2 separate regions of the Homo sapiens genome follow, and region 1 is linked to region 2. Evidence: chromatin contacts called from ENCODE Hi-C data. All regions are on one chromosome and are shown on one strand. The core of a region is the stretch at or near the end of the contact, and the rest is flanking DNA. Distances in the headings are between cores, read along the strand shown.

Region 1 (4,401 bases), core at 848-3,347, 650 kb after region 2:
AGAAAGCTAAAAAGCCTCTTGAAAATTAACCCCCAGTTCCCCCTTTTCAAGAACTTGAATCTTGTGCTCATTCTGAAAGTTTCCACTGTGGTGGAGGAGCATAATAGGCACTTAAAGAAACTGGGTATTGTATTGGGATGAGGAGTGGAAAGGACTATAGAATTGTTTAACAGAACAACATGATAAAGACTTGGGTTGCATCAAAATCATCTCACAGAGATCAGGGCACGCTGATTCTGCAATCTGGGGAAGGGTGGCATCAAGACAGCCAATTCTGGAGCAGGTGAGAAGAGAATGTGGCCCAGGAGTGTTTCTGGATCCCTGGAATACCACCAGGAGGTAGAATACCATCCTTTCTATCTTGGCCCCAGAGTGTAGGTGACAATACCTTTGGACTGGCAAGTTCCCAGAGGACAAGAAAATGACTTCTTTAGAGCAAGGATTTCTTGACACCTTTTGGGACCCATCATGTTCCATTTTTTTTAAACACTAAAAGAAAGATTGCTTTCCCCGCCAAATAACAGCATGAACATTATCTTAAAAGGCAAAGACATTAATTTCTATGAAGCCAGGCACGAGACACTTTTGGGTGTCACAATAAGAATGACAATACGTTCTGATGTTGAGCACAGAAGGAGGGTGCATCAGTGAAAATTATGACAGACAGCATGACGGTGCTGAGAGGCAAGCTACGGATCCAAGCCCGCGACTGCTCAGCCAGGATCTCTGTTCCCTATGGGAGCAGTGAATCACCTGAACTTTGGGTCAATGGAAGAAGTAAAATGCATAACACCCTAATCCTAAGACACAAGTCCTGACCCCCTAAACCAAGGTTTTCAGCACTTTGCTAAAAACACGAACAAGCTCTAAGCCTGGCAAAGATGGCAATACATACCCAGGTTGTGGAAGACACTGCAGAGGTGGCCACTGGTCACGCTGGGCAGTTGAGCTGCTGAGAGTGCCCTGCCCAGCCAGAAATGGTCTTTAATACTCTTCCCCTCTTTCTTTCAGTTTCCCTTCTGAAAAAAGATGCTTTTGTCTTTCGTTCTCCCCACCCTGCATTCAGCTAAGGGTTTCTTATAAATCACCCAGATTCTCAGAAACACTTGAGCTCTTGACCAACCTTCTTGATGAGACTGTCCAATCAGGGGTGGGTTGCCTGGGGGGCCAGGTTGAGACCAATGAAACCCTCTTGAGAATCGAGCCATTAGCTGGTCATTGCATCAGCCACCCCTCACCCCCCGCTGGCCTCCAAATAACCTCCCCACCCTCTTCCCGTTCCCCACCCTCAGCGTCAGTGTGACTGATTTTGTGTAGTCGTGGGCGGTGGAAAGAGAAACTGTAAATTCCCCGCATCTGTTCACCGAGGCGGCACAGTGCAGTGGAAAGATCAGGAGTTCTGGGGTCACAGACGCCTGGGTTTCAATCCCAGCTTGGACTTATTCGAAACCTTGGGCAAGGGTCGCATTACTTTTCTGCTTCCCCTTCGGTTTCCTCATCTGTGGAATGGGCATGGAGAAGCCTGCTAACATTACCGTTGAGGGGACTAAGTGCAACACTACGCAAAGCCTCTGGCACATGGCAGGCGCTAAATAAAAATGGGGGCCTCTCTCCTCGGGAAAAGCGAACAGGCGGAGACGATGAAGGGTGCCAGTGGGAAAGGGAGACGGGGTGGGTCGGCGGCGCTCAGAGGAAAGGGGCGAGGGGTCGGTGGCAGGCTCCGCGCCTCACAGTGCCAGAACGCGGCGGGCAGCAAGCCGGGCTCTAAGGATACTCCCGGGAGGGCCAGGCCACTGGGCGCCGCGCCAGCGTCCCTCCATCACTCCCTCCCTTGTTTCCTCACTCCGCCCCGGCCTTACTCCCCTCGCTTACCCTGCCCAGCCGGGCCAGTCAGCGCTCCCGGCTCAGCAACCGGCTGTCTCCTGGGCGTCCGTGGAAACGCCGTCCGGACGGAACAACTTCCGGCCCGACGGCGCCGTCATTGGCTGTTCGCGCGGGGGCGGGGCAGAGGCCGCCACTGATTGGCTGGCGGCCGCGGCGTCGCGTCGGAACGTGACTGGATGGTAGTGTGCTGGCCGGTCTGCCTCCGGGAGAACCGAGCGCTTCCGGTGCGTGTGGTGAGCGGCGGGCCCCGGGCTGGAGGGGCCGGGACTGGGCAGCGCCTAAAGCGCCCCGTGCCGCTTAACGCGGTCTCTCATAGCCGCTCGCCTTCCTTTCACTTCCTGTTCCTTCAGAAAGCGCTGTGCCTTGGACCAACCTTACTTCTTACTATTGACAGCTCAGCTAACTCCTATTCATCCTTCAAAACCCATCTCTGGTCGTATCTTGTTTGTTGCTTTCATCGCTCTGGGGCCTCCGGGGGGATCTGTGTTTTGTGTTTGATTTCCACCCACACCAGACCCAGCATAGGGCTTGACAAAGAGTACGTAATCAGGAAATGTTTGTTGAATGGGAATATCCTATTTCTTTTACTTCCTAGCATCTCCCCCTCCCACCCGTTTGCATTCCAGAAATATTTTTAGACGCTGGGCATTGAATAGTGAACAAAACACAGAAAGTCCTGTCCTCATGGGGCTGACTTGCTGATAGTGACTGTCAGAGTCACTCGCTCCTTCCTTAGACTCTTCTCCAGTGTCCCTGCCTTCCCTTCCATCTTACTGTCTGTTCCTCTTCGTTTAATCCCTCATCTCCTTCCAGAGGGAGCACGGGCACCCTGGTGGTGGGAATCTGGGTGCATGGTGGGTGGTGCCTGGGCAGAGGAGTTGAGAGTGGCCTCGGGACCAGGCTTAGCATTTAGAGAACAGAAATGCCAAATTATTTGCAGTGCACGGTTCCATTAGTTTATAATTAGTCTTTCATATTATATTAGTTCCATTGGAGATGAGCTGGCTGGCTGGCTTTAGAAGTTGTTGTTGTTGTTGTTGTTTTTTGAGACCAAGTCTCGCTCTGTAGCCCAGGCTGGAGTGCAGTGGCGTGATCTCCACTCACCGCAACCTCCGCCTCCCGGGTTCAAGCAATTCTGCGGCCTCAGCCTCCAGAGTAGCTGGGATTACAGGCGCGCACCACTGCACACGGCTAAATTTTTTTTTTTTTTGTATTTTTAGTAGAGACGGGGTTTCACCATGTTGGCCAGGCTGGTCTTGAACCCCCGACCTCAGGTAATCCGCCCTTCTCGGCCTCCTACAGTGCTAGGATTACAGGCGTGAGCCACCGCGCCCGGTCGTTTTATTTAAACTCTGGCTTTGCGTGTGGAAGTTGTTACCTGCCTGGAATGGGCTGCGAACGGGGGCGGCATTACTAGAGGAGGCTGACTACAGACATTTATGGAATGATGACCTGACTTGTAGACCAGTGGAACCCTCAGGCGAATGATGCCACTTGGGGGAAAGGTGTGGAAGAGGTTGGGTGGTTGATTCCAGGGGACATAGAAACCCATTGTCTAGAAGAAGAGATGGGTAATAGGCTGTCTGGAATGACTTAGAAAAGGACTTGGAGGGAATCTGTTGATGCTGACCTGACTCCACCTGTTGGGGGATGGAGGCGGAGCTTGGCGTGTTTGATTAAGGTTGGGTGCACTGGGTTTTCTTGGAAGTCGGTCTATTGCCTGAGCGTTCTGTGCTGTTCCACCGCGCCCTCTGCTGTCCTAGGAGTGCCTAGCACCCTTCTTTTTCTCTGGATTGTGCTTGGTGCTAACAGCACAGAAGTAAAAAATTACCAAAGCACTTCTTTCTGGGAACTAATTGATAACCATGTATTGTGTATGATGGTTCAGAATTTCAGAAAGATTTTTTTTTTTTTTGAGACGAAGTTTCACTCTTGTCGCCCAGGCTGGGGTGCAATGGCGCGATCTTGGCTCACTGCAACCTCTGCCTCCTGGGTTTAAATGATTCTCCTGCCTCAGCCTCCCGAGTAGCTGGGATTACAGGCGTGTGCCACCACGCCCGGCTAATTTTTGTATTTTAGTAGAGACAGGGTTTCACCATGTTGGCCAGGCTGGTCTCGAACTCGACCTCAGGTGATCCGCCCACCTCGGCCTCCCAAAGTGCTGGGATTACAGGCATGAGCCACTATGCCCTGCCCAGAAAGATTTTTTTTAACAAGTAGAAATTCATTGCAGTGTGAATCTGTGTGTTGGGAGTGAAATGGGTGGATTTGGATCATGCCCTCAGAATTGCTCCCTGCACACTTGGGTAGACGGACACCTCAGGACCTTAGCCTTGTGCTGTGGGCCTGTCTGTCCAGCTGGCTGCTACAGAGATGGGATACCTGGGGGAAGAATGTTCCAGGCAGGCCGGGCGCGGTGGCTCACGCCTGTAATCCCAGCACTTTGGGAGGCCGAGGCGGGCGGATCACGAGGTCAGGAGATCGAGACCATCCCGGCTAAAACGGTGAAACCCCGTC
Region 2 (6,426 bases), core at 3,889-6,388:
GGAAGTTGGCCTCACAGAGTCAGATCTGAGTTTGAATCCCGGTTTGGCCATTTATTTGCCTGGTGACTTCAGGTGAGTCACTGAGCCTCTCTCTGGGTCTCAGTTTCCTCATCTGTAAAATGGGGACAATGACGGCTCCCCTACAGGGCTGAGCCCAGCACAGGATGACGCAGTACGCCCAGCTGGCACAGTCAACTGTCCCCGCTCTTCCTCTTAAGGGATTTTCTAGGGGGCCAGTGCAATGGACACCAACCTAGATGAGGGGTGAAGACATGGGGGGAGGAGAGTGGGACCCACTCTGCTCTGAGTAGCCCTGTTGGGTGGCCTCAGTGGCTCAAGAGGTGCCAGGGGAACAACCTGGGAACCAGAGATGAGCGGACCCTTTGCCCGCAGTTCAGCACCTATGTCATGGGGCGGATGGACACATACTTTGAGGACCCGCTGACTTTCAACCCCGATCGCTTCGGCCCTGGAGCACCCAAGTAAGTCCCTCCTGGAGCTGCCCATGAGTGGGGCTGGCGGGAGAAGGACAGACACAGCGGCCTCTGGTCTGAGCCAGAGGCACCCACTCAGCCCACATAGCCTTCCAGATCCCTGTGAGGTGGTTGTGGAGGAAATCACAGCTCAGAGAGGTTAAGTAACTTGCCCAAGTGGCAGAGCAGGGGTCTGGCCCCAGCTCAGTCTGGTTCTAAAGCTCATGCTCATAAGCAGCACCAAATACTGGGAAGCTGGGTGACTTCACCTCCCCAAGCCTTGAGGTTCCTGTCTGAGAAATGGGACCATCCGTGGCTGCATCTGCAAGTTGCTGTGGGGGTCAACGCGTTAAGGTACCGAAGCCATGGTGGGAAGAGCTGGACTCCACAGCCTGCCTGAGTGTTCAGATCCAGGCTCTGCCCAGAGCTGGATGTAAATTTATGACCTGGAGTGAGTTGTTTTGCCCCTCTGAGCCTCAGTTTCTCCATCTGTGAAATGGGGACAACAGCAGTTCCTTCCAGGAGGGTAAAAGGAGGAGAAAAAGAATGCAGATCCAGCCCTCGGCAGAGTCAGCGGTTCATGCTTTGCATGCAAAGTGCCCAGCCCCTGGCTCAAAGTCTGTGTTCATCCAGACCTGGGTTAACTACTGTCTTCCTTATGTTGTTCCTGTGGGGACGCCTGGGGCTGCTGGCCTCGTGATTCCTCTCTTTCCCTGCAGGCCACGGTTCACCTACTTCCCCTTCTCCCTGGGCCACCGCTCCTGCATCGGGCAGCAGTTTGCTCAGGTAGGAGGGGCAGGGCTGTGGTTCTGCCCAGGAGTAGCTGCAGGGGTGGGGGCTCATCCTGAGCCGGGAAGCATCTCCGAACCCCTGCTCTGGGGCTGCTGGGCTGTGGGCTCGGGACCCAGCGGAGCCAGACCCAGAGGACTGGCTGTGTTTTGCACGGAGGAGAGCGCAAAACAGGAGGCTCCCCAGGCTCTCACAGGCTCTCCAGGAGGAGAGCCGGCTGTGACATTTGCTGCTCATTCACTCACTCATTCTGTCTTTGCTCCTTCATTCCTTCCTCATTTTGCCCGCTGGGCCCAGATGGAGGTGAAGGTGGTCATGGCAAAGCTGCTGCAGAGGCTGGAGTTCCGGCTGGTGCCCGGGCAGCGCTTCGGGCTGCAGGAGCAGGCCACACTCAAGCCACTGGACCCCGTGCTGTGCACCCTGCGGCCCCGCGGCTGGCAGCCCGCACCCCCACCACCCCCCTGCTGAGGGGGCCTCCAGGCAGGACGAGACTCCTCGGGCAAGGGCCGTGCCCGCCCACCTCTGCTGCCCACGGCCACCCACCCTTCTCCCCTGCCCCGTCCCCTGGGCCACCCTTCACGCTGGCTTCCAGCGGGCCCTCTGCCGACCGCCTGCTTCACACCCCTCAGCGCTCCCTGTCGCCTGCGGACTCCATGGCCCTTCCTGGACTGGCCCTTGCCCAACTCCCAGCCACCACCACTGTCCCTACCACTGAGCCCTTGCACAGGCCACTTGCTCAGACGAGACACCCTAACTCTTGCTCACTCCCTAAAGCCCTCTTCAGGGGTCACCTCCTCCAAGAAGCCCTCCTTGCCACCCCCCGCCGGCAGGGGCCCCTCCTCTGTGCTCCCTCGGTCACCTGTGCTACCTCTAACACCACACTGACCACACTGTATCGTGAGTGTCCGTTGACGTGACCAATTGCCCTGCCAGGCTGTCAGCGCCTCAAGGGTAGGGTCTGCGTGTGATTTGTCTCTGAGCCCCCTGTGCCCACCCAGGGCCCGGCACAGAGTCGATGCTCAATAAATGTGTGTTGACTGCATGAATGACCTGGAACCAGGCCATGCGCTCTCGCCTCAGCTTGCTCGTCTGTGAAAAGGGGGAGATGCGGAGGCTGGCACAGCTTTGGAAGCCACCAGCCCGCAGATGCCCCGCAGATGCCCTGACAACGCTGCCTTGGGAGAGACTGCCCCAGGTTACCAGCCTGTTCCCTGTGCTGTATTCACGGCCATGCCCCTGGGTGTTGTGTGAGGTTGGGCCTGGGTGGGTGACTGGCTCTGAGAGCTGGATTTGAGAGGTCAGAGAGGCCCCTGGGCCTCTCTTGGGAGCAGCTTGGTGGAGCTGAGCCCCGTGCCTGTGGGCACCTGCTGCCCTCCTGACCTGGCAGGGGGGCAGGGCAGGTGAGACTGCATCCCTCGTGGTGGTGATGGGAGAAGCCGTCCCTTCCTCTCCAGGGCCGTGTCCTCTGAGCTCATCCAAGGAAGAGGTCCTGCCCTGAGTTTCTCCTTCGGCCATTGGGAGCTTGTCTTTGTGCAGAGAGAAAAAGCGCCCTCATGGCCCGGTGCGGTGGCTCACGCCTGTAATTCCATCACTTTGGGAGGCCAAGGTGGGAGGATCACCCGAGGTCAGGAGTTCAAGACCAGCCTGGCCAACATGGCGAAACCCTGTCCCTACTTAAAAATACAAAAATTAGCCGGGCATGATGGTTGGGTGCCTGTAATTCCAGTTACTTGGAGTCTGAAGCAGGAGAATCGCTTGAACCGGGGAGGCAGAGGTTGCAGTGAGCCCAGATCGCACCACTGCACTCCAGCCTGGGCGACAGTGAGACTCCGTCTAAAAAAAAAAAAAGAAAAAGCTGCCCTCTCCCCTGCCTGGGCCATGTGCCCCCTGGGAAGACCCCCTCCCCAAACAGGGAAGGCACAGATGTGTGCCGGCCCGTGATGTGCATTGTTGGCCTCCTTCGGTCCTTGCCGCAGTCTTGAATGATAGCTCCAAGGGATGGTCCCATCAAGCAGATAAGGAAACTGAGACTCAGGGGCGGGAGTGACATGCTCAGTACAGGTGGGGCCTGGTGTGGCTCTGAGAATGGAGGAGACAAGTGTCTGGGTTCCCAGCCTGCCCCTCTCCCCAGCCCAGGTGGGCCCTGAGAATGCACACCCCGGCCTCTGGGCAGAGGGTCGGGCCCCGGGATGCCTCGAGAACTGCAGCGTTCTTGCAGAGCGAGGGTCCTCCTGCTCCCCTAGCACCTCGCCTGACCACGTGGGCACCTGGCCAGCCCATCATCAAGCTGCACCCTCCACCCTCTCCATTTCCAGCTCGCTGTCTGAGGGGCCCCCAAACTCACCACTCACTTTGAGAATGGTATGCCCGGGCTCAGCCTCCAGCCACCTGGTCAAACTCATCCCTGGCCAGAAGCAGCCCCTTCCCACAGCCACCCCAAATGCTGCTGTCTCCCAGCGTCCTGTTCCCAAGCCCCCAGCTGGGCACTGTTCCCCGACCTGCTCTGCTGTGCCCCCCACTCCGCCCTCTGCAGCCCTTCTCTGAGTCTCTGAGGTTCACCAGTACCCACACACCTGCCCACGCTTCCCACAGTCCATGCCCTCTGCCTCCTGCTGTGGCTGGGCCTAGTCCCCACAGTACAGCACCTCCTTCACAGTCCATCTAAAAGGGCCACAGGCCACCAAGCCTCAGTACTGCAGCAATGCAACCCAGCATTGTCTGGAGGGGCCTGGAGGGATCGGCTCCCTCCAGAGACTTCAAGTTCCCGGCTTGACCATCCCCTGATTTGGCAAATATCTGTCTGTTGCTGAGCCTGAGCCTTCACACCATGATTTCTTCAAATCCTGCCAGGAAACAGGAGCCAACTATGCCCCATTTCACAGATGGGGAAGTCCAGGCCAGAGCCACAGCTGGGCCATAGTGGAGTCAGCACTTGAACCCATGGCCCTTTGCATCCAGTGGCCTTCCACAGGCTCAGCATGCCCTATCCCTGCAGGCCTGGGCTTGTCTTCTGCACGCCCCAGGAATCCCAGATGGCTGGGAAGTGCAGAGCCAGAACCCCCCAGCCCCACTGTCACTGCCGGTGGGGCCATCCTGCCCTTCCTTTCTGAGCCACTTCCTCTTCCATAGACTGGGCTTTCTGTGAGGGGCAGGTGGCTCTCAGTCCATGCTGCATGGGGAAGCCACCTGGGCCAGGTGAATCAGCCTCTGGGGTGGGGCCCAGAAACTCTTCTTTTTCTTTTTTCTTTTTTGAGATGTAGTTTTACTCTTGTTGCCCAGGCTGGAGTGCAGTGGCACAATCTCTGCTCACTGCAACCTCCGCCTCCTGGGTTCCTCAGCCTCTGGAGTAGCTGGGATTACAGGCATGTGCCATGACGCCCAGCTAATTTTTGTATTTAATATATTTTTTTAGTAGAGACGGGGTTTTACCATGTTGGCCAGGCTGGTCTCGAACTCCTGACCTCAGATGATCCACCCTCCTAGGCCTCCCAAAGTGTTGGGATTACAGGCGTGAGCCACCGCGCCTGGCCCAACTGTTTTCTTTTTAAGTCTCCCAGTAGATCCCAATGTGCATGGGCCGGTGCCGCCAGTCCAGGTGAAGCTGACCCCCGGGACCCAGGCAAGATGGATAGGATTAAACCCAAGGCTGTGCAGCAAGGCTACCTGGGGTCAAATCCTGCCCCCACCTGCCTGGGCCTCAGTTTCCCCATCTGTAAGGGAGGACAAATAATAGGACCCACTTCCTAGGGTTGGAGGGGAATTAGTGTCCACACGAGGGTCGGGCTCTGGCACTGTGAGTCTGGTCATTGTCACCTGCAGGGAAGGGAGGGCTTTTCTGCAGGCAAGGCGGCGCAGTCCCCGGAAGACCCGCACGGTGGCGCGCTGGCGCAGAGCTCGGGCTCGCCCTCCCGCCCAGGCCGAGCGGGCGGCGCCGGCCCCAGGCGCGGAGGGTCCCGAGGCGCGGAGTGGGTGGGCCGAGGGGACGCCAGCCCCGCTCCCGGAAGCGGGGTCAGCGGGGAGGCCGGGGGTCGGCAGTGGCAAGCTCTGGCCACGGCGTAGGGGTGGGATAGCCACCCCCATTTCACAGATGGGGCTCCCGAGGCGCGGTGAGGTCTGGCAGCTGCTGGGGGCGCAGGCACGGCCCCCCGGGCGGGTGTAGCGGTCGCTTGGCGGGTGGGTCCGCAGGCCTCGCCGGGAGCCGGGCCTGGGTCTGGGGCGCTGGCAGGCCGGCCGGGAGGCGCGCCGGGCGGGAACGCGCAGCTCTGGCGGGAAGTGCGTGGGGTCGGGGGGCTCGGGCGGGGTGCAGGCTGCTGCTGCCACCGGGGAGGCCCGGGGGATGCCCTCACTAAGCGGCTCCAGAGACTGCGGGCCCCGCCCTGCCCTGCCACTCCCTCTCTTGTGACCTCGGCCAGTGGCAGCCTTTTCTGAGCCTGTCCCCTTCTCTGTAAACCTGGACGTGTTTGATCTACGCTCGCGTCCCGGCAGGAGGCTTCCAGCCTGCACATTCCTGGGGGCCCGCCTTCCCCAGGCACTAGCTTACCCAGGGCTGAGCTGCTGAACTCTGAAAACCTTTGGAAACCTCCCTGCCCTCTGCCCTAGCGACCTGCGGCTGGAGACCCTGAGCTGGCCCAGCCCTCTAGGGTGCCTAGGAGCCTAGGCTGGGTTGGGGGTGGCTTCAGGAACCTTGGGCTGCCGGGTGTGGGGTGAGAGCCTTGGCCCAGCTATGGCCAGGTGGGAGGTTTTCTTCCTCTGTGCTCTGGGTGCTGGGGCTGGAGGCGGTGGCTCTGCTGGGCTTCAGTGACAGCCAATGTGGGTAGACAGAGGACCATGCCCTGTGTCCCAGCAATTAGCTGCCCACCTGGGAAGGTTCTGGATGGGACTTGGCAGAAGCCTGAGCCGGCCCCTCCTGGCAGTCCTGGCTGAGCGGGCACCGAGCGCCTTATGCTGGTCCAGTCAGTTGGAGTGACTAAATTCACATCTGCCCAGACCTCACCCTGGGCTCCGGACCTCACCCCGGGCTCCAGCCTCACCCCGGGCTCCAGCCTCAGGCATCTCTGGATGTCCAAAAATAACCCCCACCCCCACCCGCACCCTCCCCGGCAGTCACTGGGGGTATTTCTGGCAGACGGAAGGGGACTCACAGTGGGAGGGAGGGTCATTTCTC

The links. Hi-C counts contacts between places; a loop is a spot of excess contacts on that map. Pooled maps may share reads with other maps.
Region 1: a loop to region 2 is called in a map of CD4-positive, alpha-beta memory T cell, with 13 times the contacts of the local background. The contact joins the promoter of WDR25 here to the enhancer-like site in region 2. A Hi-C loop is called at or near these places in 2 of 168 maps with a recorded cell type or tissue (CD4-positive, alpha-beta memory T cell and naive thymus-derived CD4-positive, alpha-beta T cell) and 4 of 50 pooled maps.

The regions. Positions count from the first base shown.
Region 1 is chr14:100,374,388-100,378,788 of GRCh38, forward strand. It overlaps WDR25 (WD repeat domain 25), which reads left to right and starts at 2,098. Exons shown (of 7, transcript NM_001161476.3): 1 at 2,098-2,108. It overlaps WARS1 (tryptophanyl-tRNA synthetase 1), which reads right to left and starts at 960. Exons shown (of 11, transcript NM_004184.4): 1 at 896-960. RefSeq lists enhancers at 912-1,051, 1,062-1,421 and silencers at 1,932-1,991, 2,182-2,231.
Region 2 is chr14:99,724,998-99,731,423 of GRCh38, forward strand. CYP46A1 (cytochrome P450 family 46 subfamily A member 1) reads left to right here. Exons shown (of 15, transcript NM_006668.2): 13 at 394-482; 14 at 1,193-1,259; 15 at 1,560-2,304. The coding sequence ends at 1,730. Among named protein-coding and RNA genes, the nearest start is that of CYP46A1, 44 kb to the left of the region's middle. RefSeq lists a silencer at 5,124-5,243. Within about 2 kb of position 5,139, at least 10 of the 41 ENCODE cell types and tissues checked have a DNase peak (open chromatin) inside an H3K27ac peak, as active enhancers do.